Regions from separate parts of the Homo sapiens genome. Here regions 1, 3 and 4 are each linked to region 2. A link is an interaction called in ENCODE POLR2A ChIA-PET data of the cell type or tissue named here. Cell type or tissue: MCF 10A. All regions are shown on one strand. Links, peaks and the distances in the headings refer to the core of each region. The heading gives the core; the rest is flanking DNA. Region 1 has its middle 150 kb from the start of MIR4302. Region 2 has its middle 31 kb from the start of LMNTD1. Region 3 has its middle 95 kb from the start of LMNTD1. Region 4 has its middle 110 kb from the start of MIR4302.

What was found. ChIA-PET counts read pairs that join two places held together with the same protein. Peaks named below come from ENCODE experiments on the same cell type or tissue, not always from the same donor. Only the 100,000 strongest peaks of a DNase experiment are listed, where the experiment ranks them.
Region 1: POLR2A ChIA-PET joins it to region 2 with 6 read pairs; 1 of 35 experiments calls an interaction of 5 or more read pairs at or near these places.
Region 3: POLR2A ChIA-PET joins it to region 2 with 9 read pairs; 2 of 35 experiments call an interaction of 5 or more read pairs at or near these places.
Region 4: POLR2A ChIA-PET joins it to region 2 with 5 read pairs; 2 of 35 experiments call an interaction of 5 or more read pairs at or near these places.

The regions. Positions count from the first base shown.
Region 1 is chr12:25,720,711-25,728,662 of GRCh38, reverse strand. No RefSeq gene overlaps it. Among named protein-coding and RNA genes, the nearest start is that of MIR4302, 150 kb to the left of the region's middle. In MCF 10A, for the core only: no CTCF peak of the experiment used is centred there; a DNase peak (open chromatin) is centred at 4,302.
Region 2 is chr12:25,580,468-25,588,419 of GRCh38, reverse strand. It overlaps a transcript of LMNTD1 not described here. Among named protein-coding and RNA genes, the nearest start is that of LMNTD1, 31 kb to the right of the region's middle. In MCF 10A, for the core only: a CTCF peak has its summit at 4,737; DNase peaks (open chromatin) are centred at 3,089 and 4,739.
Region 3 is chr12:25,644,559-25,652,510 of GRCh38, reverse strand. It overlaps a transcript of LMNTD1 not described here. Among named protein-coding and RNA genes, the nearest start is that of LMNTD1, 95 kb to the right of the region's middle. In MCF 10A, for the core only: no CTCF peak of the experiment used is centred there; a DNase peak (open chromatin) is centred at 3,870.
Region 4 is chr12:25,764,742-25,772,693 of GRCh38, reverse strand. No RefSeq gene overlaps it. Among named protein-coding and RNA genes, the nearest start is that of MIR4302, 110 kb to the left of the region's middle. In MCF 10A, for the core only: no CTCF peak of the experiment used is centred there; a DNase peak (open chromatin) is centred at 3,403.

The sequences.
Region 1 (7,952 bases), core at 1,848-6,847, 140 kb before region 2:
TGAAAATTTCTTAAGTGCAAATATTTGTTTTAATCATATATACAGTTACCAAATGCTTCTTTGGAGTAAGTGCTGTTCAGTTCAATTTAGCACACATCAAAGCACATGTCTTCTCAGCAGGTGGGGGCCTAGAGACTACATCTATGTTGCCCTTGACTCACATCATTTCACTTCAACAGGGCATAAGCCTACAAAAAACGTGGCTTGGGGAACCATTTACATAACTCTGCAATGCTTCAATTCCATTGTGGAACAACATGTGGAAAGCCAAGCCCTTTAGTTTGTTAGAGAGACTTCTAACATTTAATCTTTTTGTGAAATTCTTGGCAACAGCCTTAAGGCAAGTAAGAATTGAGTTGCTTAGATTAGTGCAACTTTGAAGTTATTACTCTGTTTCTAGCACTAGTACTCTAAAAATAGAAATTCCATGCAAGCACAGATAGTTTGTATGTCTTGCTCGCCCTTTCAGTCATCATTTCTTTTATTCTGGACATTGATTATACTTGATTAAGTGTTTATATCACATTACTTTGGCTATATTTACTCATTATATTTACTTCAAAGATTTTGCTTTAAGAAATGGAAATTATCCACTGGTATATTCCTGGAGAGAACTGACATTATCTTTGCTGGGATTTTCTTTTTTCATTTGTTTCAAGAGAATTTGTATTCAATTGTTGAAGCATTTTTCTTATGGCTGATTTAAACCTTCATCACATAATTCCAACATCTGATTCATGTTGAATTGGTGTCAACTGATTGTCTTTGCTCATTCAGGTTACAATTTTCTTGGTTCTTGGTATGACGGGTGATTTTTTGTTGTATCCTAAACATATTGTCTATGATGTTAGGAGACTCTGGATCCTATTTAAATCTTTTTATTTTAGCAGGAAATCACCCCGTTTAGGTTTAGCACGTGGATCTTGACTTACTTTTTTTTTTTTGAGACAGAGAGTCTTGTGCTGTTGCCCAGTCTGGAGTGCAATGGCACGATCTCGGCTCACTGCAACCTCTGCCTCCAGGTTCAAGTGATTCTCCTGCCTCAGCCTCCCACCACCACACCCAGCTAATTTTTGTATTTTCAGTAGAGAAGTAGAGATGGGGTTTCACCAGGTTGGCCAGGCTGGTCTGGAACTCCTGACCTCAGGTGATCCACCCGCCTCAGCCTCCCAAAGTTCTGGGATTACAGGCGTGAGCCACCGCGCCCGGCCTTGACCTACCTTTATGTGTTGCGCTTTATATGATACACTTTAATTTTCAGAGCCCCCAAGGCATTATTTTGGTCAGCTTGGTTTATCTGGTGTTGATGGGGTTCTCAATGGTCCCTACAGGTGCTTCCTGAGAGGGTTAAGAGGTTTCCCTAAGCTAAGCTGCTGTGTGTCTCCTGATCTGGAAGAGGCATAGCGGGATTTCCTCTCTGGACAGGGAAGGAGAGTCTGGAGCCTGCGGGAACACAGCCTTCCCAGGTCAGGCTGCTTGCTGTAGCTGGGTCTTTCTGGCCAGTTTCAACCCTCCCACCTTCACCCGAATGTCTCTGGGCTGTAAATAGAGTTTTTGTTTTGTTTTGTTTTGTTTTGTTTTGTTTTGAGACAGAGTCTCGCTCTGTCGCCCAGGCTGGAATGCAGTGGCGCGATCTCGGCTCACTGCAAGCTCCGCCTCCCGGGTTCACGCCGTTCTCCTGCCTCAGCCTCCCCAGTAGCTGGGACTACAGGCGTCCGCTACCACTCCCGGCTAATTTTTTATATTTTTAGTAGAGACAGGGTTTCACCATCTTGGCCAGGCTGGCCTTGAACTTCTGATCTCATGATCCACCCGCCTCGGCCTCCCAAAGTGCTGGGATTGCAGGGGTGAGCCACCGCGCCCGGCCTAAATAGAGTTTTAAAATATAAATCATTCTCTTTTTTCTACACAATAAAATTTATAATTAATATTAAGAACCATGAAAATATCATTACACAAATAAACATTTGAAAAGCACTTTAATATTTTTATTTTAAAAGCTTTCAAAGTCACAAAGTTCAATGAATAACACTGAATACTCATATACACCTATCTGTGTTCACCCACTGCAGCGTTAACAGATAAAATATAGGACTCCCAGTTAAATCTGAATTTCAAGTAAAAAGCCAAATAATTTTTAAGGTTATGTATGCATACAATATTTTGTACCTACTTATATTGAAAAATTATTTGTTGTCTATCTGAAATTCAAATTTAACTAAGTATCCTGTGTTTTTCTTTGGTGAATCTGACAGCCCTAACTTAACTGCTAACATCTGGCCTCAGTCATTCCAGTCTTTTCTCTACATATACTTTTCCTTTGCCAAACCATCTGGGGAACACTTTAAAAATAAAATCACAGAAGGTTTCATATGTGTATATGAAGCAGAATTGTCTGCCTTGGTTTTTTTCATCTAGTACTCAAAATTGAATTTTTTCCATTCGTTATTATATAGCACTAATTCCCCACCCCTGCCTAGATTCTAGGCTAGTTCTGAGTGCACAACCATGATGTAATTACAAAAACACTTCAACTCTCATGTCAGAAAGCCAGATGTTGTCACCAGTGAAGCAATAATCAAGAGGCCTCTGAGCACCATCCTTCTAGAGCTGATGCCAAAACCATTTCAAGTGAAAGGCAAGCATTCTATGAAAACTCTCATATCAACTAAGAAACTACCATTGCTTGGTTCTTGAAGATGTTCCAGTTTTTCTCAGTTTCTTTAGTATGAGAAATCTCACCCAAATTCTACTTTATGTGGACATATCCATATTTATAGGTAACCATTGTAACTTAATGATTAAGAGCACAAGTCTAGGTTTCAGACAGTTGTGGGCTGAAATCCTATCTCCTGTAGTCAGGCTCATTAAAGGAAGTCATTTCTCTCATCTGTAAAATGGAATAAAATATCTACCCCTTGCATTTGTTGCAAGGCTTAGGAGAGCACTGTGCTTGGCACGTAGTAAACTAGCAATCATCATGTTGCTCTCCACCACAGTTTACGACTTTCACCAAAGCCAATTTTATGTTATGTGTTCCTGATCTTTCCCTGGAAATAATTTCCACACTAGTTTGAAGGCTTCTAAACCACAGCTACTGCTCACAACCATCTTATTACAACATATTTGAATACTGTAGTCGTGCACAAAAGCAGAATGGAAGTGAAAAGAGATGAGGTCTCAATTGTATTCTTAGACCCCATCCACACAGATACGAGTCAGGGACCACCAGCTAGATCGAAGTATAGTAGTAAATTTGGCTCTATCAATGACCACATGGTGTGTATGTGTTTGTCTGTGTGCTTGTGTGTGTGTGCTCTACGAATGAGATGATATGAAAATATGTTAAAAGTTTATGTGTCGTATATGGGAAATGATTTTTCCTTCATACATGAATTCATGTTAGTCAGATATTTATCAGATTAATGTGTGCAGTTTAGGTCATGAGACCCTTTTATTTTGAGACAGATTCTTGCTCTGTTGCCTAGGCTGGAGTACAGTGGTGCTAAGAGGGCTCACTGCAGCCTCTTCAACCTCCTGGGCTCAAGTGAATCTCCTGCCTCAGCCTCCAAAGTAGCTGAGACCACAGGTGCATGCCACTATGCATGGCTAATTAAGCGATTTTATAGAGATGGGGTCTCGCCATGTTGCCCTGGCTGGTCTCCAACTCCTGGGCTCAAGTGGTCCTCCTGCTTCAGCCTCCCAAAGTGCTGGGATTACAGGTGTGAGCCACTGGTGCCTGGCTCAAACCTTTAAAAAAGTGTGGAGGCAATGGAACAGATTCAGAAAAGGGAACTACAAACATGCAAATGTGACATGATGAAAAGTCAAAAGAATTGAAATTGTTTAGAAGGACCAGGATAAATTGGCTCGTTTTCAAGAATGGGAAAGGTTTTCTAGGAAGATTCCAATTCACTATTCCTGTGTTCACAGAGGACCAAAGGGAAATGATTATATTGAAATCGTGTACATTTTTATTTTGTATGAAGAGGCGGTCCTAGGAAATTTGGTGGGAGTTTTGACTTAAGCTTTGTATATAATTACCAGTCCTGACTATTTTTTATCTGGTGTCTACCTGAACCCAGGGGCTGTGGTAGATGAATGTGAAGGTTCTTTCTAGCTTTGAAATGTAACTGGCGCTGCATATGGAAGATATGTTGCACAATTAAAAATCTGTTAAACAATTACTGAAGAGATGGGTCAGCCACAATGCAGAGATGAGTATTTTGGCATGCTCTGGTTGTTCACAGAACACAACATGAGACCCATCAATCAGCTTTTAACAGACAATTCCAGGTCAGCCAGCATGACTGGATTTTTAGTGCTGATTTCATTGGATTTGCATTTGCTATTACGAAAGACGACAACCGACAGTTTCTTAGAACATAAATCATTGCTCGTGCCTTGATCCATAACTGGAGAAACAAACAAAATTTTTAAAAATTGCCATTGAACTAACAATTCTCAGTATGGATGGGAATGTTTCCTTTATTAAATTCAGGATGGATTCATTCTAGGAACAATTTTGGTGTTCTGGGTCTCATTCATTATAGATTACCAACTTTCAGTGCTTGGCTGCCAAAATACTTTGGCTCATTCTCAAACCCCAGCAATTGAATAAATTTTTCCTCTCCTCCTGCTCCAGAGCCATTAACAATAGCTCTAGTTGTCTTTTCTTCTTACTTTATCTACTACTTTTGTCTTGAGTCCCCTAGAAATTTCTGTATGCTGTTTATACTGCAATATATTAATGATGATTCATAGCCATGTATTGATTCTTGTGATCCTCCCAAAACTGTGTGCCTTTGTTCCTCCACTTGGTTTCTATGTCCCTCTACTTGGTTCTGTAGGTCCGTATTTCTCCTCTCACCTACACATGGACCAGCACAGACACTCATAAATGAAACATGTATTTTTCAGTCAATGTTTATTGTCTCTGACCAGATCTAAAGGGCTTAGTTGACTGCATGAACAAAACAAAACAACAATAATAATGAGACAACTCAAAGTAAAAACCCTGTGATTAAATAAGCTGGAACTTTATCTCCCACCTGCAAGCGGTCTGGAAGTGGAAAGATTGGGGCTGGCAAGGCAGCTGTAGTATTACAAAGGCCATGGATGCTTTCCCAGCCTCATGGTCTGATGGGCTGCCCTAGTTTCAGTCATGACATCAACATCCCAAGAAGCTGAGTGGAGGAGGAGATGGGAGTAGGGCAGATTCACCTCTTTCAAGGAAATTTCCTAGAAGTTCCACACAACATTTTTAGTTGATTCTTGTTGGCTGGGACTAGGTACATGGCCACTCCCAGACTCAAGGGAGGCTGGGAAGTGTCATCTTTTATGCCAGGTGACAATGTGGCCTACTAAAAACAAGGATTCTGTTATCATGGAGAAAGGAATCAATAAATGATGGACTAGACAATGATCATCTACTGCAGAGCCTACATCGGGCTTTGGCAAGAAAAGCCTCAATCCAGATCCACTGATTTAAAATGTCAGTGTGATGTGGACATTCCCCTTTGGTAACAGTGCACCAGGTGCTGTGATAAGTGCTTCATCATAAAATCCTCATGAAAATCCAGGACAAAGGCGCTACTATTATGTATCAAGGCTAAATAATTCCATTTCATAGATGACAAGACTGAAGTACATAGAGGAAAAAGCCATGCAATTAGTTTTTAGTAACTAAGGTATTATATTCTCTACATAGTTCATAGTGAAGCTGGTGATTGAACCCAGGCAGTCAGATTGCTGCACATATACTAGTAACCATATTCCTGTGTTGCCAGTGAAGCAGAATGGGAGCCTTGCCTTTCCAAGAATTTTCCAGCATACACTGTGGCATAACACTCAGGGATTCTGTGATGTTGCCTTTATTATGCTCACACAGACATACACAGGTATGTGAAAAAATTAATATCTCTGCTTTCATTTGGACATGATAGGCAATTTTCAGGAGTTGCTATCAAACCTTATACTTAGTTGTTGGTGCCATCCTTCTTCTACCTCATCTTTCATTTGTTAAATGTTGTCTTTATTTTTCTGATTACTAGAAACATGGAACTGTGTAAAGTTTATTTCAAGTGAGCTATTTGCTGCAATCCATTCATTCTTTTGAAGCACTTTATTCCTACAGCTACCTAGGACGGTTGAGGTCTAGCCATGATTCAAGATGGGGCTGTCAGTCCATTTGGTTGGGGAGATGGCCAAACCCTTGTGAAGCCTTGTCAGCTTAGACACAGGATTGATGACAGGGTCATTGTAGAAAAGAAGAGTAAAAAGATTTGGGGGATTGATTCTGGTCTTGAGAAAGATGCTCTATTGTTTTGATTGCAATTTTGATTGGCAAATTGGAAAATAGAGCTTAGTCCTACTGAATGTCAAGCGAATGGAATGTTACTGTAAGGGAAAATAATTTCAAACAATCTGTGTTTTTAAAAAATGCATAATTTTTGTAACTCGAATACTGTATTCCCTTCATATGAAATAAAAACCTACTAGTCAGGAGCCCATTACATAAATACATCATGTCAGCTGATGTGAGAAATAGTCTTCTTTTAAAACAACTGATGAAGAGTAGAGATTTAATGCCTTTGAATTTATTATTATTTCACACTGTTCTGAAGAGGAATTTTTATAGTTCATTGTTTCCTTAAGTCATCTTAGAGTTTTCCAGAAAGAATTGAAAGAAAATGGAATAAAGATATAGCCAGCTTTAAAAAATGTCTATTATAGAAATTGTCACATGTATTAAAAGAGTAGAGATAATACCATTGTAATGGTCCATGGGACTGTGACTTAACTTCAGCAGTTACCCGCACATGGCCAGTCTTCTTTAATCTCCACCTCCACCCTCATTTCCCTTCCCCTGTACACACTGGGTTCTTTTGAGTAAATCTCAAACATCATCTCTCGTATCTGTAAATACTTCATTATGAGCCTGTGCAAGTTACAAGATTTTCTAAAAAACATATGCCCAAACTTATTATCACTCTTGAAAAAAGTAATAATGGTATTGAGAATATTATATGCTTCTCTCTTCTTTTTAAAAAGTTAGTGTGTGTAAATCAGGATCCTAGCAAGTTCACATATTACATTTGGTTGTTATGTCTCTAGTGTTCTTGTAATATATAGGTTCATTTTTTCTTTTCCTTTGCAATTTATTTATTGAAAAAATTCTTATGGAGTATATATCACATTGTGGATTTTGCTGATTTGTTTATGCCCCTGTGGTGTCATTTATTATGTTCTCAGTCCCTTGTATTTGTATAAATTAATCAGATTCAAGTTTGATTTTTTAAAATTTCTGCAAGAATATTTCATAGATGTTGTTGTGTACTTCTTACTGGATCACAATATATTGCATTGCATCCGGAGGAATGTAATTCTTCCTATTTTATCACATCAGGAGGAACATAATGCTAAGTTGTCTCCCTGTCTATGATGTTAAGAGTGATCAATTTTTGACAGGTAATGTCAGCCAAATCTTTCCTTATAAAGTTCCTCATCAGCTTTTTAACTAATAATTTTAGTAGCTATCCATGGTCACCACCTAAAATGGTTACTTCATTAGAGATTACAAAATTGAGATAGTCCAATTCTATAATTTCTTCTTCATATATTAGCTGGAATTCTTCTAGAAAAATATGGCTTTCCTACATTAACTATTTGGTTACCTTGAAGTGCTCTTTGTACAGAAAAGGTGTATAAATGCTTGAGTTTTAAAAGTCAAATTTTAGAATAATGAGCTTATTCCTTAACAACTGGAAAAATTCAACAATGAGCTTTTTAAAATTATTATTGGGGTAAGCAAATGATTTTAAACATATTTAATATGCTAAGTCCTCTGCTATTATTATTCCTTTCTATAATCAAATTGTCCTGACTTTGGAAGCCATAGATCTGGAATCAAGCCTTTCTACAAAGTTCCTTTTAATGGAGAAAGGTATTTA
Region 2 (7,952 bases), core at 1,036-6,035:
GAATTTGTGGTCTATCTTATTTTAGCCCTACAGCTTGGCCTATAACTCAGATTTACATGGGATTATCTGAGTTGAAATTTAAATAAACTTAAAACAAACTAGTACTCATCGAATTCCACTTACGTCTCCCATTTTACCCAAATTTACAAATCTCTCCATGTTAATTCCAGATGAGTCAGGAGATTTGATTAAATTTCTAGTTAGTTGCTATAGTAGCAGATTTATTTTTGTTTTATTGGTACCTTATTCCTGAACATTTTCCATTTAGTATAATCAGTAATTAACTTTTATACACCCACACTTCACATTTACTATCTCTGAGACATGGCCAGTTCTTTTATTTTCTTTTTTCCTTAATACCAGTAGCCTAACTACGTACCTTAGAAGAACTTCTGATTCTTAGTATGAAACAGCTTGACAAGTTATAACTAAACAAATTTGCTGCCCAAGACCATGGTGCCTGGTAAATATTAATAATTAGGGCCCAAGGATGTTGCCAATTATACATAAGTGAGTTAATTTTTTTAAAAAATGTACTGATATTCACCTAGCTTTTTTGTTTCTGATCTTCTTTCCTAAAATACCCTCTGAATTTAATTCATATTACTTCAGTTCAACAAACAATTATTGAGGGCCTAGGCAATATGCCCTCCCTTAACCATTAAAAAGGAAGAAAGAAGAAAAAAATAGTGATTTCTTCTTCAATGGATTCGTAGTTGATATAGTTGGATGCCCTCTCCAAATCTCTTTTTGGGATGTAATCCCCAGTGTTGAAGGCAGGGCCCATTGGGAGGTGATTGGATCATGGGGGGCAGATTTCTCATGAATGGTTTAGCACCATCCGGTTGGTGCTGTCCTCACAAGAGTGAGTCCTCACAAGATTGAGTGAGTCCTCACAAGAGTGAGTGAGTTCTCACAAGATCTGGTTGCTTAAAAGTGTGTAGCACCCTCCCACCTCTCTCTTGCTTCTGCTCTCGCCATATGACGTGCCTGCTCCTGCTTCCCTTTCTGCTGTGAGCAAAAGCTCCCTGAGGCCTCCCTGGAAGCAGAGCAGATACTGGCACCATGCTTCCTGCACAGCTTGCAGAACAGTGAGCCAATTAGACCTCTTTTCCTTATAAATTACCCAGCCTCCAGTATTTCTTTATAGCAATAATAGAACGAACTGACACAGAAAATAATCCAGGAAAGAAGACATAGGTACAGACAACATAGAGTACAGGGGCAATAATAGAAGCAAGAACAGGTGAAAATCACATAGAGGAGAGATAAATTCACTCTATTAGAGTTCAGTGTGTTAAGAAATGACATCACAGAAGAAGGAGCCATCCAAGATGGTTTTAAGAGGTTGAATAGAAACTTTCCAGCTGAGAGAAACAGGATGGGCAAAAGCCAGAGCTTACAATGGGTTAAGTGAACTACATGTGGTTCAGTGCTGCTGGATCTTTAATCACAAGGGGAAGCCTGAAGAGAGATGAAGCTACAGAGAAGTCTTAAGTCAGGTCACAAAGGGCATGCTATGTGGTTTGTCAAGGAGTTTGTGTTTTAGAAATATAACCTCCAAGATGTTGTGGAATTTAGGTCATCAGCTATACACTAAGTGTTAGGATTGGCTTGACTGACAGTAACTCACCACTTAAAAAGCTAGTCCAGAGATCCAGTTCACCATCGTATCAGAGACTCAGCCCCTTCCTATATTGTTGGTTGTCATGTCAGCCCCAATCTAATGTCTAGGAGGGCATCCACAGTCCATGCAGCAAGCTTAAGCAAGGACAAAGCAAATGAGGGCAAACTGTGCCTGCCAATGGTCTTTCTGAGAAGATCCTCAGAAAGTGCCGCATGACTTTTCAACCTACCTCCCGTTGGTCAGCACTTAGTCACATGGTCACACCCAAACCCAAGGTAAACTGGGAGGAGAAAAAATGAAAGTGGAGGACAACTGGCAGTTTTTGCTACTAAGAAATAAGACATTGGAAGTGAGGAAGACCAATAAAAAGATTACTGCAGTATTTCAGTGGGAGATAACAAGGGCTGCATGAAGGTAGTGTTGGTGAGAATGGAAAGGGAAGCAGGACCTGAGAGCTATTTAGGCAGCAGAGTGGTTAAGAGTTGGTGATCTAGTGGATGGGGTGATGGCTTTTGGTTTTTGGCTTGAGTAGCTGAGTAGGTAGAGGTATCATCATGGGGAATTTTCAACATAAAACAAACGGAAGGGGAAAAAAAAACAAATATTAAAACAAGAAAAAAAATCAAATAGTACTTTTACTGTATAAAATCTACTTGCCTTTGACACTACCCTTCCCCTAGTGCTTCCTCCAAAGGTTTAGATAATCCTTACCAGCAGAAGGGAAGACACCAACATCCAAATGACATAGAACACTGGGCCTTTTCCTTCTACTCAAGACAGTGAGATGGGAAAACTGAATTCCAGACCTAACTGTCACCAACGGGACCAATGACCGAGGGCAAGTGAGTTCATCCTTTGCGACTTAGTTTCTTCATCTGTAAAATATGAAAGTTGAACTAGCTAATGTTTGTGATCTCATTCAGCTATAGAATTCTTGGATTCACTAATCATAGCAATCACCCACGCTAATCAACATCACAAAAAAATGAACAACCTTGTGTCACCCCAGCCATGCATAACTCACCAATGAGAAAAGATAATTGAGGCAAAAACTTAAAGGTCAGGTAAAACACAATTTCCTAATTAGACATCACATCTCTTCAGTTGGCTGTTGGAAACCTAGTTTCGTGTGGTCTGTTGGTATTAAACTTTGGCACATTTACAAAGTATTTTATTAAAGTGAAGAGGGTTTTGCCAATTGCATTTCAAAATTACTTTAAAAGATTTTACCTGGGGGGAAAAGGATTACTTTTCCTATTATGTGCATAAGCCTACATGTGGTTGCTGAAAATATCTCCCTTGAGTTAAGAAGTTTTTTCCTTTTGGTTGGTTAAGTACATAATGTTCCACCTACTACAAAGGATTAAAATGACCTGTTTCATCACAGAGTAAGGTAATCGCAGCAGCATGTGATTTTTGGCAGAAAGAACACTTTGTAATTGCTAATTTCCTACATCTAAATTCAGCTGAAGGTTGCAGCCCAAGTCCATAGTATTTCACAAGTCTTAACAAGCAGAACCCAAGGATGCTGCCAGGTTTTTAGACTGCCAATGAAACTGGAAGAGCAGAGAGTTTGCTGAGGGTGAGCCTTTATGAAGGAATGTTCAAATCCAAGACCCTGAATGTCTTACAGACACATGAAAGAGTCCATGGGACACAACTGTCAGACTCGGGTGTTTATTTTGGCCCCAGACTCTCTTCTCATCTCCTCTGTGCTTTCTGCCAACTGGCAGCTGTCCTCAAGGTCAGACCCTTTATTAAAAAATCAGCAACTTAAATAAAAACCAGTAATGCTTTCAGCAAGTATAATCCGTTTTACTTGAGAAGTGTTTCAACTAGTATTTCTTTTGATGCAAAGAAAGTTTGAAAATATGATATAAATAAAATATTTTAGAACTCACATCTACGACCTCTAGGACCAAATTTGTATTTTTCAGCCATGGAAAAACACTCCTTACTGAATAAGTATTAGACCCCAGTCTATGATGAAAATTTTCCACGTGGCCAAAAGAAAACAAATGCAAATAATACCATCATGATATAATCGACTTTGAAGCTATGATTTTATGTTCCTTAAGTCTCCAAATAAGTTTTAACCCTGTTAGTTGTATTTTAAAAGGAATCATTCTTTGCAGATGTCAAACCAGATGTTAAAATGCGTTTCTTTACTATTTGTCAAAGCATTACATGTAGTCACATTTGCAAGATGGGAGACCTGGAGTTCTGGAGTTCTGGACTAGAGCTGGCAACCTGGATTCTGCATACCTGATTAGGTCTATAAAATGTCCTCAGGCATATAAAATCCGTGCATTAGAAGTCAATTCTCGAAAGTCAAAACATCATATAGGACTTTTGCTGACCAAAAACTAAAGGTATGTGTAGGAGCTGATGTGCCATAGCTTAAAGAGTACAGGTTCAGTGGTTACACTGAGCAGTGCTCAAGGCCAAGCTTGTCCCTTCTTAGCAAGACAACCTTGGGTCAACCACTTAGCCTACCTCAAAGTTAATTTTTGATTGTTTCAATTGTGCTTTAAGTGAGAAAAATCATAAATATATTGTATACATCATATATATTCATCACATATATTATTGATATATATAAATTGGCAGCTCAATTCCTCTCATTGCTCAGGTCTAAATCCCTGGAGTCATCTTGTCTTCTCTTTTCCTCTTACACTTCCTATCTAATCTGCCAGCAAATTCTGCCAGCTTTGCTTTCAAACTATATCCAGAGTCCGAACACATCTCATCACCTCCATTGCCACCATTCTGGAGGTTGGTGCCATAGGCTCTCCCTGGATGATGGAAGCAGTCTCATCTTCTCTGGTCTCTCTGCTTCTTATTCTCTTAATTTCAACACAGAAGCCAAAGTAGTCCTTTAAAGACACAAGCCAGATCATGACACTCATTGGCTCAAGGTTCCCTGGCTTGTGATTTTCCTTCTCTCTCAGAGGAAAGCCAAAGTCCTCCCCCTGTACTGATAAGACCCTGAGGCTCTGGCCTCTCCTTCGCCTCTCACTCATTTCTTATCACTGTCTAAGCCCATCCCCATCACTCTCTGCTCCCTCTCCCAGCCTTACTAGGCTCTTTGCCAGGTCCTATCTCAGATCTCTGCACTTGTGGCTCCCTCTACCAGCGGAGGCTGGTGCATTAACCCAGGTACAAGATTACAAGGACAAAATATTAGAATTGAATCACTGAGATTCAAAAAGATACGGGGAAATCCAAGGCACATTTAAGAATGAGATATGATATCTCAAATAGGAGCAAGGGGATTAAAAAGGGTAAAAATAAAATCTGTGTTCCTATATTGTCTAAAGATATTTTTGGCCAGGTGTGGTTGCCTGGTAATCCCAGCACTATGGGAGGCAGAAGGAATGAGGATTGCTTGAGCTCAGCAGTTCAAGACCAGCCTGGGCAACATAGTGAGACCTCGGCTCTACTAAAATTTTTTAAAAACATTACCGGCCGGGCACGGTGGCTCACGCCTGTAATCCCAACACTTTGGGAGGCCGAGGCGGGTGGATCACGAGGTCAGGAGATGGAGACCATCCTGGCTAACACGGTGAAACCCCGTCTCTACTAAAAATACAAAAAAAAAAAATTAGCCAGGCGCAGTGGCGGGCACCTGTAGTCCCAGCTACTCGGGAGGCTGAGGTAGGAGAATGGTGTGAACCCGGGAGGTAGAGCTTGCAGTGAGCCAAGATACCGAGATAGCACCACTGCACTCCAGCCTGGGCGAAAGATCGAGACTCCGTCTCAAAAAAAAAAAAAAAAATTATCCAGGCATGGTGTCACGAACCTGTAGTCTCAGCTACTCAGAAGGCTGAGGCAGGAGGATCATTTGAGCCCTGGAGGTCAAGGTTGCAGTGAGCCATGATCGTGCTACTGCACTCCAGCCTGGACAACAGAGTGAGACCTACTCTCAAATAAATAAATAAACTGCTTAAATAACTTATTATATATTAGGTGACAAAAGTTTTCAGGTATAGGTTTGGTGTGCATTTCGTAGTTAGCATTGCAAACTATCTCCTAACTCTAAAATTCTATAATTAGCAGATACTATAAAAATGATTATGAAAATCAAATACAGATGATTTCTCACATAACTCTGCTTATAGAGTATTGACACAGTCTTATTTAAATATCAAATTTAGGTTGTCATATTTTAAAAAGTTTTTTCCAGATGTATGGTTTCATGAGAAGCCATCTGCAACTTCCAAAAATTTATTCGGAGCCCATGAAGTTTTAATGTTTCCGCACTTTGAGGTCTCCTATTGAATATTCCACTTTTCTCATGATCTAAGTGTTTTGTTTGATTCTTTATAGGCTTCTGAGCAAGATCACCATTTGGAGACAGACTTATCTAAAGTGAGTTATAAATTTGTATGCAATTTACCGATTAACAGGTATGAAAAATAACAGCTGATTTAATTTAATTATTACATCATAGGATGATAAGCTTGGAAGTGAGCTTTGCATAATATTCCCTGTCATGACCGTCCTCTGTTGACACAGATACATAGACAGGGTTATTTGTGGCTGTAGAAAATGTGAAGCAGACAGTACTTGGAAGTGAAGGGAAGAAACCACAGCAAGATCTTGCCTGTAATTCTTCTTTTGGTCACTCTGGCATCCTAGTTAGATCCTGAAAATCCATATGGAGCTACCATATAATCTTCCTCTCCCTCAGTGAAGAAACATTTCAGACCTGTTGGCTGTGGGACCCATGATACCAGGCTTTTGCCCCTTCACATGGATGAGGATGAGATAAAAGTCGAGGAATAAAGGAAGTCAGGTGTAAATAAAAGTAAATACAGCCAAGTCCTGCATAAAGATCTTTCGATCAATGATGGACTTCAAATATGACAGTGGTCTCATAACATTTTATTGCATTTTTACTGTAGTCTTTCTATGTTTAGATACACAAATACTTAGATTGTGTTACAATTGCCTGCAGTATTCAGTACAGTAACATGCTATACAGGTTTGTAGCCTAGGGGCAATAGGCTATCCCATATAACCTAGGTGTGTAGTAGGCCATACCATCTAGGTTTGCATAAGTACACTTTGTGATGTTTGCACAACCAAAATCACCTAATGATGCATCTCTCAGAACTAGAACATATACCCATCATTAAGCAACACACAACTGTATATTTTCTAAACTAGATTTAACTCTTTATAATATCAATTATTTTTGTCAGTTTTTATGTCAGAATTTGATACCTATGATGATAAAGTTTAATCAAAAGAGTAATATATTTGAAAAATAATGGCTTCATTATTAAATTCTGTGATTTAGAGGTGCTCAATTTCTTGTCTTAGAATCGCCTTTCCTAATCCTAATAGGTTCAAAGAGTCAGAGAAACAACATAACTATGATAACATTACCCATCTTGACAGCTGACCTGCCAACTACATTACCTTGTTGCTCCTCACATTTTATCAGCAAAAGAGATGCCTCCATTGAAAATGAATCCAGATGTTTTAAACGCAGATGCTTTGGAGATAAAACAACAGTAGTTCTGTTTGACAAATAAAGCACTGCGCGGGGCCTTTAGCTTATCCCTAGTATATAACTCTGGCCATATGACCATTTCTCAGCAGCACAGTCAGCACTGGCTCATAATAATAGGCATGCAGTCCATTGTGATGTCTTATGTACGCTGCTACAGGATGCTTCCAGGAAATATAAGCCTTATCTGCCTTTTCCTCCTCTCTTTTGATTGGAGAGATTGCTGTTCAGAATAGAAATCTTCTCTACTAACTTAAATTAGTTCCAAGTAGGCTAAAGCTTACTGTTCATGGGGGATTATATGCCATGTCCTTAAATACATGGTCTTACTTGTTCTCTTAACAACCCGGTAAGGGAGGTATCCATTTCCCCATTTTGAAAAGGAAGAAATAGATCTCAGAGAGGTTAAACAGCTTACCAAAGTCTCATAGGTTTAAGAGATTGCTCTCAATTCAATTTCCGGTTTGTCTGATTTCAAAGTCCAGGATTTTCCCACCCAGGTTCAAAGAAGGAAAAGTCATGAAATTACCCAAACTAGAGGTTACTATATCTGACCTCTGAACTTACCAAATCCATAGTGTAGCTTTGATCGTTAAACAGGTTGATGATAATTTTGGTATAGATCAGGCAAATTTCACAATTATTTAGATAAAAGTAATTCTGTTTTAGAAAGAATTACTATAAAGACTGTCTATATTTTGTTCATTTTATCAAACATATAAGGGTACAACTATATGAGGATATTATGCCAGTCCCTGGAAATAGGATGAATAAAGCACAGCCCTTGCCCTTAATCTCGTAGCATCA
Region 3 (7,952 bases), core at 1,198-6,197, 64 kb before region 2:
TCATCAGGCTATAGGAGTGCTTTCACTGTGTAGGGAGTGAAGTATGTTAACACTATTGCACTGAAAAGGCTGCCCTCCAAAAAAGGAGGATATAAGAAATTCAGGTCATAGAATGTTTAAATTATGTAATCATATATTTTCATCAGCACTAAAAAATAATTTTTGGCTGTAAGGTATCATTTCTAAATTGCCCAATATAACATCCTGTAGGAAGGGAACTTTAGATATAGATAGATTATTGAATTGTGTTAGTACCCCTTGAAGAAACATCTGCTATTATTTTGACCTGTTTTGCATAGACTGAAACCCTTCCAGAAGCCTCATACATTATACATATGGTAAATCACAGCACTTTTACCTAATTGCTCCTTTAGGAGCTAATGACCCCCTTTGCTGCTTTGTTTCAGACACCTGATGCAATCAGCATGGAGAGGGTGTGCTCAGTCTCATCTGTTGCCTTGTAAATTCATGTTTAGTTCAAAATTAAGTGCAATTTCAAAGTGTTTAGTTTAATTTTAATCAATCTAGTTACTGTAAGCATTGCTCAAACTTATACGTTTGTTAAAATTTGTAAAGGTGACTTTGGTGAATGAATTTTGGCCTTTAAATAGATTCAGCTTGCTGTATATGCAGAATAACTTGCACAGAATCAACCATGGAAATTCAGTGAATATGCCCTTTGCTCTCATAATATTGAAAATCACAGCATAACTTGAAGGACCTTGTTCAGGTAAGAAATCAGTGCAGGATTTATAAAGGTACCATATAGGAACCTGGTACCATGGGCTGGTATGTTTCTTTATTATTATTTTCAGAGGGAGATTTGTGGATTGAATTTTTTTTATTTCTGAATACATAATTGATTTCTTAGCCAATTAAAAATGTGTAAGGCTGGGCCCAGTGGCTCACACCTATAATCCCAGCACTCTGAGAGGCTGAGGTGGGTGGATCACGAGGTCAGGAGTTCGAGGTCAGCCTGACCAACATGGAGAAACCCCGTCTCTACTAAAAATACAAAAATTAGCCAGGCATGGTGGCATGTGCCTGTAGTCCCAGCTACTCGGGAGGCTGAGGCAGGAGAATCACTTGAACCTGGGAGGGGGAGGTTGCGGTGAGCCGAGATCGGGCCACTGCACTCCAGCCTGGGTGACAGAGCAAGCCTCCATCTCGGGGGGAAAAAATTAAAAAATTTAAAAAAGATTAACTAAAATAAACATATATAAGCCTCATATAGCTTAAAAATAATTTTCTATAAAAAGATGAATAATGTAGTTTAAAACTACTCTCTATTCTTAAAAATTGAGAATGAAGATTTGGAAAGCAACTAAAAAATAATATACTCCAATTCTCTTATTAGACAGGGGAGCAAAGAAAGGCCCAAGGACCTTAGCAAGTGACGTGCTAAGGTCTGTTTTCCCCTGCAAATTGATGACTAAACTAGGACAAATACTGAGTTATGAAATACTTAATTTTATGGAGGAGAGGCACAGACACAATTATGACAGAAGTTTTAAAGAGTTAAAAAATTACTTTGCCCACTTCATAGCAATATAATAAAGAAGAAAACAGATATAACATGGAAAAGCATTGTTCTAATTAGCTGATTTTCTATGTATATAAATCCATGTAGCATTCCTTTCTAACTGCATTTTGTATTTGTTGTCATATTTCTTTTAAATGAAAATGAGTAAATCAATAATTCTGTTCATTTGGAGTGTCACATATTAAGGACTGAATTAGTTCCATTGATAGAAAAGAAATTTGTGAAGCAAGCGTGATGTTTGAAATTTATAATGGGTCCAGGTGCGGTGGCTCACGCCTATAATCCCAGCACTTTTGGGGGCTGAGGCAGGTGGATCACGAGGTCAGGAGATTGATGCCATCCTAGTCAACATGGTGAAACCCTGTCTCTACTAAAACACAAAAAATTAGCCGGGGTTGGTGGTGTGCGCCTGTAGTCCCAGCTTCTCAGGAGGCTGAGGCAGGGGAATTGCTTGAACCCGGGAGGCGGAGGTTGCAGTGAGCCGAGATCACGCCACTGCACTCCAGTGGCCACTGCACTCCACTCTGGCAACAGAGCAAGCCTCCATCTCAAAAAAATAAAAGGAAAAGAAAAGAAAAAGAAATTTATAATGGGAAAGTTTACCTACTTAATCTAATCATTTGCAAGTGTTCCCTGTTTATATCTAAATATAGCCACGGCCACAGAAGTGGAAATCCAGCAGTGCTAAGGTGGCTTGTTGGTTTGCTAATTATGAACTACACTTATCTATTCATCATAAGAGATTTTCTAGTATGCTTGTTAAACCTAGTTTTGGTGGATGCGTATAACCGAAAATAATGAAAGTGGTGGAACTGAATATAGACTATTCCGGATTCTAACTTTACACTCATACCAGTCTGTATCACAGACATATGATATGACAAGTAGTTGGACTGAGATTCAAGATTATCAAGAAGATTATTGGAATATGGTTTTATATCAACTCTCATTAATGAGCCCTAAATATATAGACTGTGCTTTGAAATATTAGCTGACAGTAGCACATATTAATTACTTTTTAATGCAAATACCTGTATTGGGAGTGATTGTTTTAAAATGCTTCCTATAATGGTGTACAATTATATAAAGTTTGGGGACCTTTGGAGACCTGCCTAGACAATGAGCATATGCTATTCATTACTCTCTTCCTAAAGCTTATCTCCTTAAGCTTCCTTGCAGAATAGTTTGTGTAATTACAAAACCATCACAAAGGAGAATTAGCAAAACATTTGGAAAGATGGATCCAATTTTATAGATTCAGAAACATAATTTGTTAACAGGATCAACATTCTCTTAGTAGCTCCACCAACACTGTCCAACGGAATAGTATGCAATGACAGAAATGTTCTGTGTCTGTGCTATCTGGTATAGTGGCCACTAGTTATGTGTATCGAGCACTTGGAATGTGGCTAGTGTGGCTGAGAAAGTAAAGTTTTAATTGTATTTAATTAATTAAAAATTAGTGGCTGGGCCCGGTGGCTCACACTTGTAATCCCAGCACTTTGGGAGACTGAGGCGGGCGGATCACAAAGTCAGGAGTTCAAGATCAGCCTGGCCAACACAGTGAAACCCTGTCTCTACTAAAAATACAAAAATTAGCTGGGTGTGGTGGCGGGCGCCTGTAATCCCAGCTACTTGGGAGGCTGAGGCAAGAGAATCGCTTGAACCTGGGAGGCACAGGTTGTGGTGAGCCGAGATCGTGCCACTGCACTCCAGCCTGGGCGACAGAGCTAGACTCCGTTACAAAAAAAAAAAAAAATAGAAAAATAATTTAAATAGCCACATGTTGCTAATGCCTACAGTATTGGGCAACTCAGTTCTTGAGAGAGATTACAGAATTCCTTCTAAGATCCCCTAGCACTGAGCACAGTGCCTGATACATATTAGCCAGATGAAATGAGAAATCAGGAAATGCAGCATATATATAGGAAGACAAAAACCCCCAGGCACACACACGTATCGTTGAAATGACACTGAACTCATTAACCTAATATGGAATGTAAAAGGAATTCACTTAGGAAAATAATCATTGCAAGTTCTTTGCTTGCTGACTAATTCATACAGGGTAAAAGTAAAAAAAATAAATTTTCTGTATGATTAAACTGGGTTACCAAGCAGATAAGATCCTATAAAACCCATAAAAGCTTGTTAGATCCCTGCCAGGGCATGAGATCTGTAAGCCTATGGAGTGACTTCCTTTTAAGGTGACAGCCCCTCTGGGTGAGGCAGAAGCCATTCCCACCTCCCGCTGTGTGTTCCAAGCCTCCTCCCTGAGTCAGCGGCAGGCACTTTAGGGCAGCGTCCTGTCCTGTCACTAGTGTGTAGCTAAGGAAACCTGGCTGAACGCATTGTTACTATGGCTCTGTGTGCCAGATCTCCGGGGCTGAGCATAACAGAAGAAGCTTAAGGACACTACATGCAACAGCCAGTGAGAGCAGGAGACATCGGTGTTTCCAGAGTCCAGACCCACCACAGTAAGTGAGAAATGAATGCTGGATTTTCCCCATCAGGCAATTCGCTGGCTTCCCTCATTTCCTTTTTATACTAACACCTGACACTTTAGAAAGTGGTCATATCTGTCATCACTGAGATATAAGAACAATTTTTTTCATAAACGTGAAATTTCTAAAGTAATAAAAATGGCATGAATTGAGATGCTGTTTTTGAGTGAAACATTGTACAGACGATTTTGAAGTGAAAAAAGAATGTTGAAATGGTATGTGTAGCAGGAACCCATGACTGTCGAAATGAACACGTATGTATAGAATAAACAAGAATGACATATTAGTGTGTAAAAAGAGGTATCCTACAGAAGTAACATTTTCAGTGATTTTCATTGTTTCTTTTGGCTTGCCTATGTTTTCCAAATTCCCTCCAATAAATATGCATTACTTTTATGATGAAAAACTTTACATTTTAAAAAACTACATTCTCTATCTTGACTAAATAATCCTTTGGTAATAATAATAGTAATATAGTAATATAGCAGGGAAGGAAGGAAAGAAGGAAGGAATGAAGGAAGGAAAGGAAGAGAAAGAGAAAACATCCTCAGATAATTTGTCCTAAAGTCTCCACTTTTACCAATTTTGAACGTTATTTGACAGTTCCTATGAAATTGGCTGTTTTTACCAATCTGTAATAGTCAAGAGGAACCATTTTGGTCAACTAGAGACAGATTACCCAGTTTCAAGATTTCAGATGAAATAAATTTAATTTAAAATAATAGCAAATGCTTTTTTATGTATAGTACTGAGAACTCAGAAGATGATGAATTAGTAATTGGTGTATTCATGTATTTATTCAACTGGTAAATGTTAGAAACCATGCAACATGCTAGAGATAAAAGGATGAATAAATGAACACAGATTTAACTATACATTTTATTTTTTAAACTTATATTTTAACTACTTCCAAAAATGATTTGTGCTGGATTATAGAAATTTTATTTTTTCATTTTTTACTTTTATTATTATTTTTTAATACAGGATCTGGCTCTGTCACCCAGGCTGGAGAGCCATGGCTCATTCTCAGCTCACTGCAACCTCTGCCCCCCCAGGCTCAAGCCATCCTCCCACCTCAGCCTTCAGAGCAGCTGGGAAGGACTACAGGCACAGGCCACCATGCCCAGCCAATTTTTTTGTATTTTTGGTAGAGATAGGTTTTGCCATGTTGACCAGGCTGATCTTGAACTCCTGGGCTCAAAGCAATCCACCTGCCTTGGTGGGATTACAGGCATGAGCCACTGCACCCAGCCAGATTGTAGAAATTTTATCAGAAACATATTTATTATTGTAGACAATATTATTATTGTAGACATTATTAAATAGTCAAATGATCTATTAGATATAAAGGTATCAAAAACCTATTCAATCGTTTTGGAAAATGACATTGTAAGGATTTGAGAAGTCACCAGAAGAAAATCCAAATTATTTTCATCCCAGAATACTAGGAAAGACATTTGAAAAGTCTGCCACTTTAATTCTGCTTTTTACTAGTTGATGGGTCTTAAACAAGGTACATCAACAACCTCTCAGATTTAATAGATCCATGTCATAGAGAAGTTTTCATATTATTTGAATTTCAAAGTTGAAAGACTAAAATGCAAATACTCTGAAAGCAACATTGCTGGCAAACAGCTGGTTTGCATTTACATTTTCTAAGCTCCAATAGATCCTTACCTACCTTTTAAGGATTTTCTAAGGCCACCAGGACATTATATTTTTAAACACTGGCAGCTTACTACTGTTAGAATTTTGTTTTGCCCACCTGTTCAGTCGGTGGTGACCTATCTCTGAACTATGGTTGATGCTTCCTTTCTGCATACTCCCAGGCTACCTTTTACTCCAGCAATCATCAAAGCCAGGGAGTACTGAAAAACCAGGGACTTTGGGTTAACACACATGAGTGGCAGACATCACCCCTCTTGACCCAGCTGCCCCTCTAAGGGGCTTTGAGAAAAGCACAAGAGAAAAAAAAATGATCCTAGGGCTAGGTTGGATACTGGCAGTCCCTCAAGAGGAAAGCAGAAGACCATTGGAAAGAGAGATCAGATGCTGGAAACCAAGATGAATCTGAGAAGACAGAACAATCAAATGACAAATCGGGGGCAGATGAGGGCCAGAGTGATGGGAGAGGGCCAGGAGAGATGAGAGGGAGCTGAGAGGAGGGTAAAGACTAGGATGGTTTTGGAACTCATTTAGGGACACTGAGCTCTACTTTCCATATGCTGTCAATGAACAACAGGCCTGTTCTTGGTGGGCAAGGGGTACGTCTTCCACCCCATACCATCTTGAACAATGCCATCCCTCATAGCTTGGGGTTTACTATTTATTTAAAAAAAATTAACCCAGGTATTGTGATTTTATTTTTGACCTCTACACTGTCAATAGCCAACAAACAGGACTTCAATCCTATCATCAGAATTATTAGATACAATGCAATAACCAACCCAGGATTTGTCCTCATCCATGAGGGCCCTACAAGGAGAATCCTTTCATTGTCCTTCTGAGTGTCACATTCCTTCAACACCTACAAGCTTCCCAAAGTGACTCCAAAACTACCATGCAGCAGTAGTGACATGGCTCCTTATTTTCACAGTGATTAATATTTACTGAGAACCTGCTATTTACAGTTACTTTACATACATTATCCTTCTTCATGTGCATAACAACCCTGTGAAGGAGGTAGCCATATCCCAGTTTAAAAGGACAAACTGAAATGCAGAAGGGTTCAGAAAGTCTGAAACACATACAGCTGCTACATGTCACGGCTGGGTTTGAAGCAGGCCCCAGCTCTTTTCCTTGTGCTGTGATGTTGCTGTATCGCTCAGATCTAATGTTCTGTGGCCCATTTTACCATGGTATCACTGAATTAGCACATTATCAATTCCCTAATCACATGGCTGCTTCTTAGCCACACATAATTCTACTCTATGTTAGCGAGCTGGGCTCAGCAGTTACTTTGATCTTTTTTTAAAGGCTGCAGTGAACATCCAGTAATAATGTATGAGCAACGTAACCTTTCAAAGTGGAAATATGTCTAATGGTCACAACCACCTCTCCTTTCAACTCCCTTACCCTCACATCTCCATTGCAATTATTCCTTAATTATTGAAACCTCTAGTCCATTGATGCTGTCACTCTTTCACAATTTTCACTACTCTCGAAACCTTGCTTCTCTTTTTGCCCAGCTTACAATTCATGACCCATTTCTAAAATCATTTAATTGAAAACATGCTCAATTTTCTGGCCCCACTCTCCCTGTACTTACCTGGCTAGACTCCAACTCTTCATGAGCCTAACTAGCCATTTTCTCTATGCCTAGAGATTAATCACATCTGTTGTCCTGGCTGCACTTTAAATTTGCAATCTCAGGCCTCAAATAGGCCCTTAGTACTGCGAAAGAGTCCTACTAGTTTTCCCTAATAAAGTTCCCCTTTGAGTCTTTGAAATGACGATTTCACATTTCCTCTCTCCCAAAACCTCTCACACTTCTCCCTCCCTATTCATAGCTGATGACTTAGACTCATACTTCATTGAAAAAGAAATCTAATATTGGACAAGAGTGCCTTCATCTCGTCAAATCTATGTACCTCAGTCTCTGTGCCCATATTGTCTCTGCCTTCCCTGTTTTTGAAACAGGAGAAATGTGTCTGCTCCTATCAGAGGTGAATCCTTCCGGTCCTACTCTGATCCTACCCACCCTCACCTTTCCAAGGATTCTTGTTCTTATAGTTAAACTCCTTCTATTCTGCAGCATCTATGGCTTTCTCCACATGGTGTCATTCCAGGCAACATATACGCAAGTTCTGTGAACTCCCAAATTACAAAAACAAAAAAAACCTCAAAATACTTCCTTGGTTTTCATCATTCTCTTTTTTGGTTACTCTATCAAGATTCTGTTTTTGTTT
Region 4 (7,952 bases), core at 1,331-6,330, 180 kb before region 2:
CAAATCATGTCCATTTTGCAACACATCCTCCCTTAATCCTTGGGCGTCATTCATGGCAGCATTGCTTTTGAAAGCTGCCTCACAAAGCAGCCGAAGGGAACACTCGCATAGGTGTGGGAGCCATGCTACTTACCTCCACAGTGACTACACCAAGTCTTCCTTTCATGCACACAAAGACTGGGGTGTGAGAGATATCCAAGGGCAGAGGATCTGGGACACTGTGATACTGAATAGGAGTCATTTACTATGCCCTTGAGGTGTGAACAAAGAATCCTTAATCTAGAAATTCCTCACCCTCCTATTTTTCACACCTAATTGCATCCAGAAATTGAGTAGCTACAACCTGCAACCTTCAGCTAGTGAAGAATGGCTTCAATTTGCACAGCCAGCAAGTGCAATACACAGTGGCCACGCTTAGTTGTAGTGAGGGGCTTGTTTCACTGTTCTTCGGTGGCAAGAATTGACTTCAGGAAATAACTTGGAGGGGAAAGGAGACAGGTTAGCAAGTAGAGAGTTTCCCAGCATTCAGGAATTGTGTGGTCATGGAATTGGTCACCCATCAGGGTATTCACCAGCTCAGACAAACCAGGAATGTGTTACTGTACGTTGGGGATGTGGGTGATCACGCAGCCACTGAAAATTTGAGCTGTCATGTTTCTGTGATTCTGTGAACTAATGATCTTACTTTTCAGAAGGTTTTTATTGAAGGAGAATTCAAGGCAGGTTTGTGTAGTACAGATTTTCCTAAATTCTGTCCTACATGATATGAGTTTTTAGAGATTTAAGTTATAGCAGAAATAAAGGTGTTCTGTAACAAAAACAGTTTTGGAAAATGTGAGCTGTTAGACAGTAGAATCCTCCCTTGGGGATTCATGATGTACATTACCAGGGCATTTTGAAAAAGTTGATAGTGAAGAAATTTGTTTAAACTTTGTTTAACCCAGATTTCTCAAACATATTTATTCCAAATGTAATTTTTTTTTTTTTTTGAAACAAGGTCTGACTCTGTCATCCAGGCTGGAGTGCGGTGGCATGATCTTGGCTCATTGCAACCTCTGTCTACTGGGCCCGAGCCATCCTCCCACCTAAGATTCCTGAGTAGCTGGGTCTACAGGCGCATGACACTGTAGCTGACGAATTTTTTTTTTTTTTGGAGAGACAGAGTTTCACTGTGTTGGCCAGGCTGGTCTCAAACTCCTGGGCTCAAGTGATTCAACTGCCTGGGCCTCCCAAAGTGCTAGGATTACAAGTGTGAGCCACCATGCCCAGCCTCAAATACAATATCTTTTATTTTTGTATAAAGCCAGTGTTCCAAAGTCTACCACTTGACAAATTTCCTGTGGTAAAAAGAATACGACTTTTTGACCAATTTGTGTGGCAAGTCTGAGCTTGAACAAAATTCTTACTGTTTCAAGTTTCAATGTCCTCATCCAAAAAAAGGAGAAGTACTTACTCATGCAGAGTCTTATGAGTATTAACGTATGTCTTAGAAAATGCCTAACAGGCCAGGCACAGTAGCTCATGCCTGTAATCCCAGCACTTTCAGAGGCTGAGGTGGGAGAATTGCTTGAGGCCAGGAGTTCAAGGCCAGCCCTGGCAAAATAGTGAGACCCCATCTCTACAATAAATAAATAAATAAATTTAAATTTAAAAAAACTAGCCAGATGTGGTGGCGTGTGCTTGTAATTCCAGCCTTCTGAGCTCAAGCAATCCTTAGGAGGCTGAGGTGGGAGGATTGCTTGAGCCCAGAAGGTCAAGGCTGCAGTGAGCTAGGATCACACCACTGCATCCCAGCCTGGGTGACAGAGTGAGACCCTGTCTATTAAAAAAAAGAGAAGAAAACAGTGCCTAAATGGTGCTGGACCAAAAGCAAATGCTCAATAAATGGTGACTATTTTCAATAGTTGCTAATTTTAGGACTTTTTTTTTTTCACTTAAGTACCTAATCATTCCTCTTGCAGTTTAAATCTACTTCCTTCTGACTGACTTTGATGGAAATAGGAAAGTGTCATTAATCAGTAAAATAACAACTCCAATTATATGATTTGGTGAAACAGCTGAGGCTTCATTGCCCAGTCTTTGCTCATGGGACAGAAGGCCTCAGTGGCTGTGATCCCCAGTCCCTAATTTCAGGGAAGAACTTGTCTTTAATCACTTTTCCTAAATAGACCTAGAGCCTAGGGGCACAGTATTATAAAGGAGTGCCTAAGCAGGGTGCTTGAAGGTTGAACACCTGCTCAAATAGTATTGTCTTTGAACTGTCATAAAATTTTGTTTGGATTCCAGTTATGGGGACTAACATTTTAAGATTGTGGTGGATTATGTACTAACGCCTCCTGCCCCTATATCCATGAAATTTATTTACTGTATTTTGCATTTTAAATATTTGTTGTTCTGAATGCAGAGATGGACCTTCATGCCAATCCATAATCTAGGTCCTGAGGTTTAGCCTCAGAACTTAGGCTGTCGTCTCCATTTTTGGCCTTAGTCCTTATAGGAGACACATTCTCACTGAGGAAGCCTGGTGCTGTATATCTTTTCAACAAAGCTTTTCTTTTCTTTTCTTTATTATTATACTTTAAGTTTTAGGGTACATGTGCACAACGTGCAGGTTTGTTACATATGTATACATGTGCCATGTTGGTGTGCTGCACCCATTAACTTGTCATTTACATTAGGTATATCTCCTAATGCTTTCCCTCCCCCTCCCCCCACCCCACAACAGGCCCTGGTGTGTGATGTTCCCCTTCCTGTGTCCAAGTGTTCTCATTTCAACTAAGCTTTTCTTTGCAGAACATGACTTCTTCCTGAGATGATGGGAGACCAAAAAAAAAAAACTCTGTTATCATGATAATGTGGTCAGGAGAATGGGAGAATGCCTCAAAGTGGGTGTCTAATTTACTGCGGGGCTTTCAGTGGCCAGTGGTTGAGGTGGAAATTGAAAAATGTCTTTTGTTGATGATCAGTCAGCCCTTGTGATAACACTCTCCCCTTTTTTTGATTTTTAAATTTTTTTGCCAAGGGCACTTTCTTTCGGGAAAGCATGGTGACTAAGGGCACAGACGGAACTGGGTTCAAGCGGCCTTGGACAAGTTGCCTTATCAGATCCTCAGCTCCCTCATCTGTATTTGGGGATAAAGATCCCCAGGGATCATTATCTAGGGATATTGTTAACAATAAATTTGAAAATAAAAATGCGTGTATATTGATTGATAGCCTGAACATAGTCAATCAAAGTTAGCTATTATTGTTGTCTTTTTAAGTTTATTTAACAAATAATCAGATGATTATCATTATATAACTTCATATGTGTATCATTGTATTGGATATTGTGAGATGACTAATACACAGAAGGTTAGTTTCCACTAGGAGTTTACAGTCTTATCTGAATGCAATGCAGACATGAGTCACTTCTCTACACGCAAGGGAGGAGAATGATTTTCTTATTTGGCTCACTAAGTCCTCATACTCTCAAGAAATTCAGAAGTAATATCTCACACAACTTCTCCCATCAGATAGAAATTTAATCTATAATGAGAGATATGCAGAAAGAGCTATTTTATAGGCTTCATGTTAATTTTATATGAGGGCATTTTATTCATCAGATTACATTGGTGATTATAAAATATTGTTATCTTCAGACTTTTCTATATAGGAATCAACAACTGTTTTTTGCATAAAAGAATGCATGACTAGAAGTTGGTGATTTCTAGGTGACAAAATATATCACCTAGATATGGGCATATCTTTGCATTGTTTTTTCTGAAGAAAAATTTTACAGCAATAGGTAGGAGATGGAGAAGTTGATGTTGGTAACAATCCAGATATAAGGTGATTAGAGATCAGCTGATAGGAAAAATAGAAAACTGGTGGAGCCAGTTAGAAAGGGTTTGCAAAGGCCGAGTGCAGTAGCTCATGCCTGTAATCCCAGCACTTTGAGAGGCTGAGGTGGGAGGAATCCTTGAGCCCAGGACTTTGAGACCACCCTAGGCAACATAGTGAGACCCCATCTCTACAGGAAAAAAAAAAGTAGCTGGGCATTTTGATGTGTGCCTAGGAGTCCTAGGAACTCAGGAGGCAGAGGCCGGAGGATCACTTGAGCCCAGGAGTTCGATGCTGAAGTCAGCTATGATTGCGCCACTGCACTCCAGCCTGGGCAACAGAGTGAGACCCTGTCTCTAATACATAAATGAAAGAAAGAAAAAGAAGAAAGAAAGAGAGAGAAAGAAAAGAAGAAAGAAAGAAAGAAAGAAAGAAGAAAGAAAAGAGAAAAAGGAAAAGAAAAGGAAAGAAAAGAAAAAAGAAAAGAAAAGAGTAGGTTTGGGTTTGCAAGGATGAGGTTTCCTACCACCATCACTACCAAATAGCTCTTTGGATTTTCATACGTCTGGGCTTTCCACTTTGAGGGAGGAATCACTCTTATGTCAACTACAGCTTTTCATCATTTCTAAATTTAAAAAACAAAGTAAATGACCCGTAATTATTGTAATTTTTCTATAAACCAAAATATAACATGAGCTATAGATTTATCCTTTGTTTTACTGATTTCCCTTGTAAATTACATTGTTTGTATTCTATTAGGGAATGAGGAAAGAATTGTGGCATCTGGGGTCACAAACAATCAACATTTGATAGCTTATTAGGCTAATATTGCCCATTTATTTTCACATTATAAACTACATAGAAATCCTAACTGTGAACATCTCAAAAATGAATCCTTTCTGAGCTTCATTTACCCAGTGTAGGGAAATTATTCCCCATACCCTTCAAAGTATCCAAACTTTCCTCATGCTCCTGAACTCACATATCTTCCAAACTAGTATCAGAACTCTTCAGCTAAAAATTGTACATTGATTCTGACTCACACATTAAACCAATTATATTACTCAGTGCTTTCTCATACAAACAGCATACTTAGAATGATTCCATATGTTTTGTATCTTTCTCAAAATTTTCTTTGAGTCAGGACAGATTTAGCATATCTAGCTGTACCGCAAGATTAATTGGATTATTTCACTTTTTATTTTTTCTCACCCCCTACTTAATTTTTTCCCTTTCTTATATAAAAGCTTGCTGTTTCAAAGTCACTTTTTAAAAACTACAGGTATACAATACAAATAAAAACAACATCATTAAGCGTTTTGGTAATAACAGGTCCTGGCAAGGATATAGAACAACTGGAACTGTCATACGCTGCTGGTGGGAACGCCATTTCAGAAAACCACTTTTCATTATGTACTAAAGCTGAATTGAATATATACATACCACTGGTACAGCAAGGGTAAAAAATGCATATATATTCACAAAAAAACATGTATATGAATGTTCATAAGGGCACTATTCCTACTGGCCGGAAACTGGAAACTATGCAAATGCCCATCAACATTAGAATGGACAAGTAGATTGAAACTACACAGCAATTGAACACTACACAGCAATGAGACTACACAAACTACCACACACACACAATATAGATGAAGCTCGGAAATATTAATATCATGTTGAGCAAAAGAAGGAGTTACTGGATTATTCTATTTACATAAAATTCAAAAACAGGCAGTGATTGTTTTGGGAGGGTCTGATAACCAGAAGAGGGCACAGAAGTGCAGTTCTGGGACACTACACGAGTTCTTTTTCTTGATTTGGGTGCTAGGTATGTGAGCTGTACACCTCGTCAAAACTCATCCAGCTATACACTTGTTATTTATGAACTTCTCTGTATGTAGGTTAGGCTTCAATACAAAGTTTAAGAAATGTGGTAGTGTCAAAGTCAAGATACTGAACAGATGGCATCCAAAGAATGCAATCTAAATTTATATGCATATTGGTCCTACCTTTTTTCAGAAAATTTTTAATTGATTCAGCGCGTTTATGATTCAAGTGTCGTGAGCTTTTTCTGTTACACTGAAATCATCCTGGACATTTCAAAGGCCTGTTTCATTGAACATACTGTGAATTACTCTCTTCCCTATCTAGCTATATATCTGAGACATAGCTCCCTGGGGTCAAGGAACATTAATTTTATAACTTTTGTTTACCAGCAATACTGAAAGGTCATGAATATGCATTTTCTCAGTCTTAGTAGAGGCAGAAGATAGTAATAATGCTCTATATGTGCCTATCCTAATTCACCATTGCTAGAATAAGATTAAATGAGGTACTATATATAAAAAGTGCCTTGTAAGCTTAGTGCAATACAGTCATTTGATATGATGTGTTTCATTATTTGAAAACATTTTTAGTAGAACACGTAATATTAAGGAATCAATGAAAAAACAATGAGTTAAATTTCCTTACAGTGAAAGGATCAACTATAAGATAGATCTCTACCTAGTGCCTATTCACATACATGAAGTGAAGGTGTTTAAACATTTAAAATAAGTGTGAAAAGAAGAAAACATACGTTCTTAATAAGGAAAAATCACTTGCCCTTTCTGGGTCTTAATTCGCTTGTATGTGAAATGAGTTTGCATTATTGATATCTAATCTTTCTAGATCGAGTATTCTCTGTTTCACAAAATGTTATTTATGTACATAATTCACAGTTTCAGCATGGTAGGAAGGAGAGAGCACCACACTCTAATGAAAAAGTTCTTTGCACATCAGGCATGTTTCTATTACTAGTTGGAAGGCCTTAAAAAGTAATTTAGAATGATAGAAAATCAGAGGTGAAAAAGATTTTAGTCACAACCGACCATTTTGCAAGTGAGGATGCTAAGACAGAAACATCAGGTGTTGTACCTAATTACAAACGGTTTCTTAGTAGTGGATCCGGGCCTAGAATCCAGTTCTCAAAAACTAGTATACCATTTTTATAACACTTTGCCCAAAGGTATCAATTGTTTTTGTCCCATAACGTGAGAAGAGTAGAAGTCAAGTCAATCTCAAAGCATTAAAACTTACACCTGGTTTTATTTTTTCAAGTACTTAAACATTCTATTTTTATAGTTCACCTCCATTTGACTTTAAACAGTTAATATACAACTATCTATAGTTGTTTATTTTTTTCTGCTCTGCATAAAAGCACAGCCTTCTCAGTATTAGAACTTAGTGCTGTATGTTGCATATTCACACAGATACAAATATACTTACACATATGTTTGTTGAGCACATTTCACTTCTTGTAGTTGGGATTTCCTGTAATTTTGAGCCATGATTCACTCTAGCAATGAAGCTCAGTGCAGAGTTGAGGATCATGGGAGGACAAGTCGTATGGGATAAATACATGCCTTTTTTTCCCCCCAGATCTCAAAATTTCTTATTTACATAAGCCTCATTCTTCTTAAAAATAGAAAGACAAGTCCTGTTTTGTTTCATTGCACAGGATGGTCAATTCTTCTTTCACTACTCTGAAGTTGTAAGAAGTTTAATTGCCAACCAAACGGAGAAACACATAAGTTTTCTTGGCATAAGAGAGGAAACAATATGAGAATAGTTCAAAATTAACATTTTCATCTGGGCCCTTAATATATAGTTCTTATCTACTGGACGCATGACTTTGTGATAGCTACATAATTTGAAGGCTCGAAGGTAGGGAAAAGAATAAGTGGGAATTGGGCTTGAGACAGTGCCAGCCACTTTGTGGTTTTGGGCAGATCACTTAGTCTCTCCTTCACAGTGTTTTTGAAACGATTGAGTAAGATTACATCTGTGAAAAGTGCCTTGGAAAACAGATAGCACTGTACAATTTTAAGATGTTAGTTTTGTTATTAACTCAATATATGTGCCTGCTGAAAGGATGATGTCTTTTTTTACATTGCTGGGAAGTTTCATCTATTGTGTACCTTCCTCCTTTACTTCTAAGTTTTCTTTAGGATTTTTTGCAAGAACATCATCCTGGATGGCCCAACTTTACCACTTAGTAGGAGAAAAGGATGGATCCTTAGTATATTACAGAGGAAAACAATTAATCGAAATGAGAAAATCATTGCAAAGTTTTAAGAGATCTCATC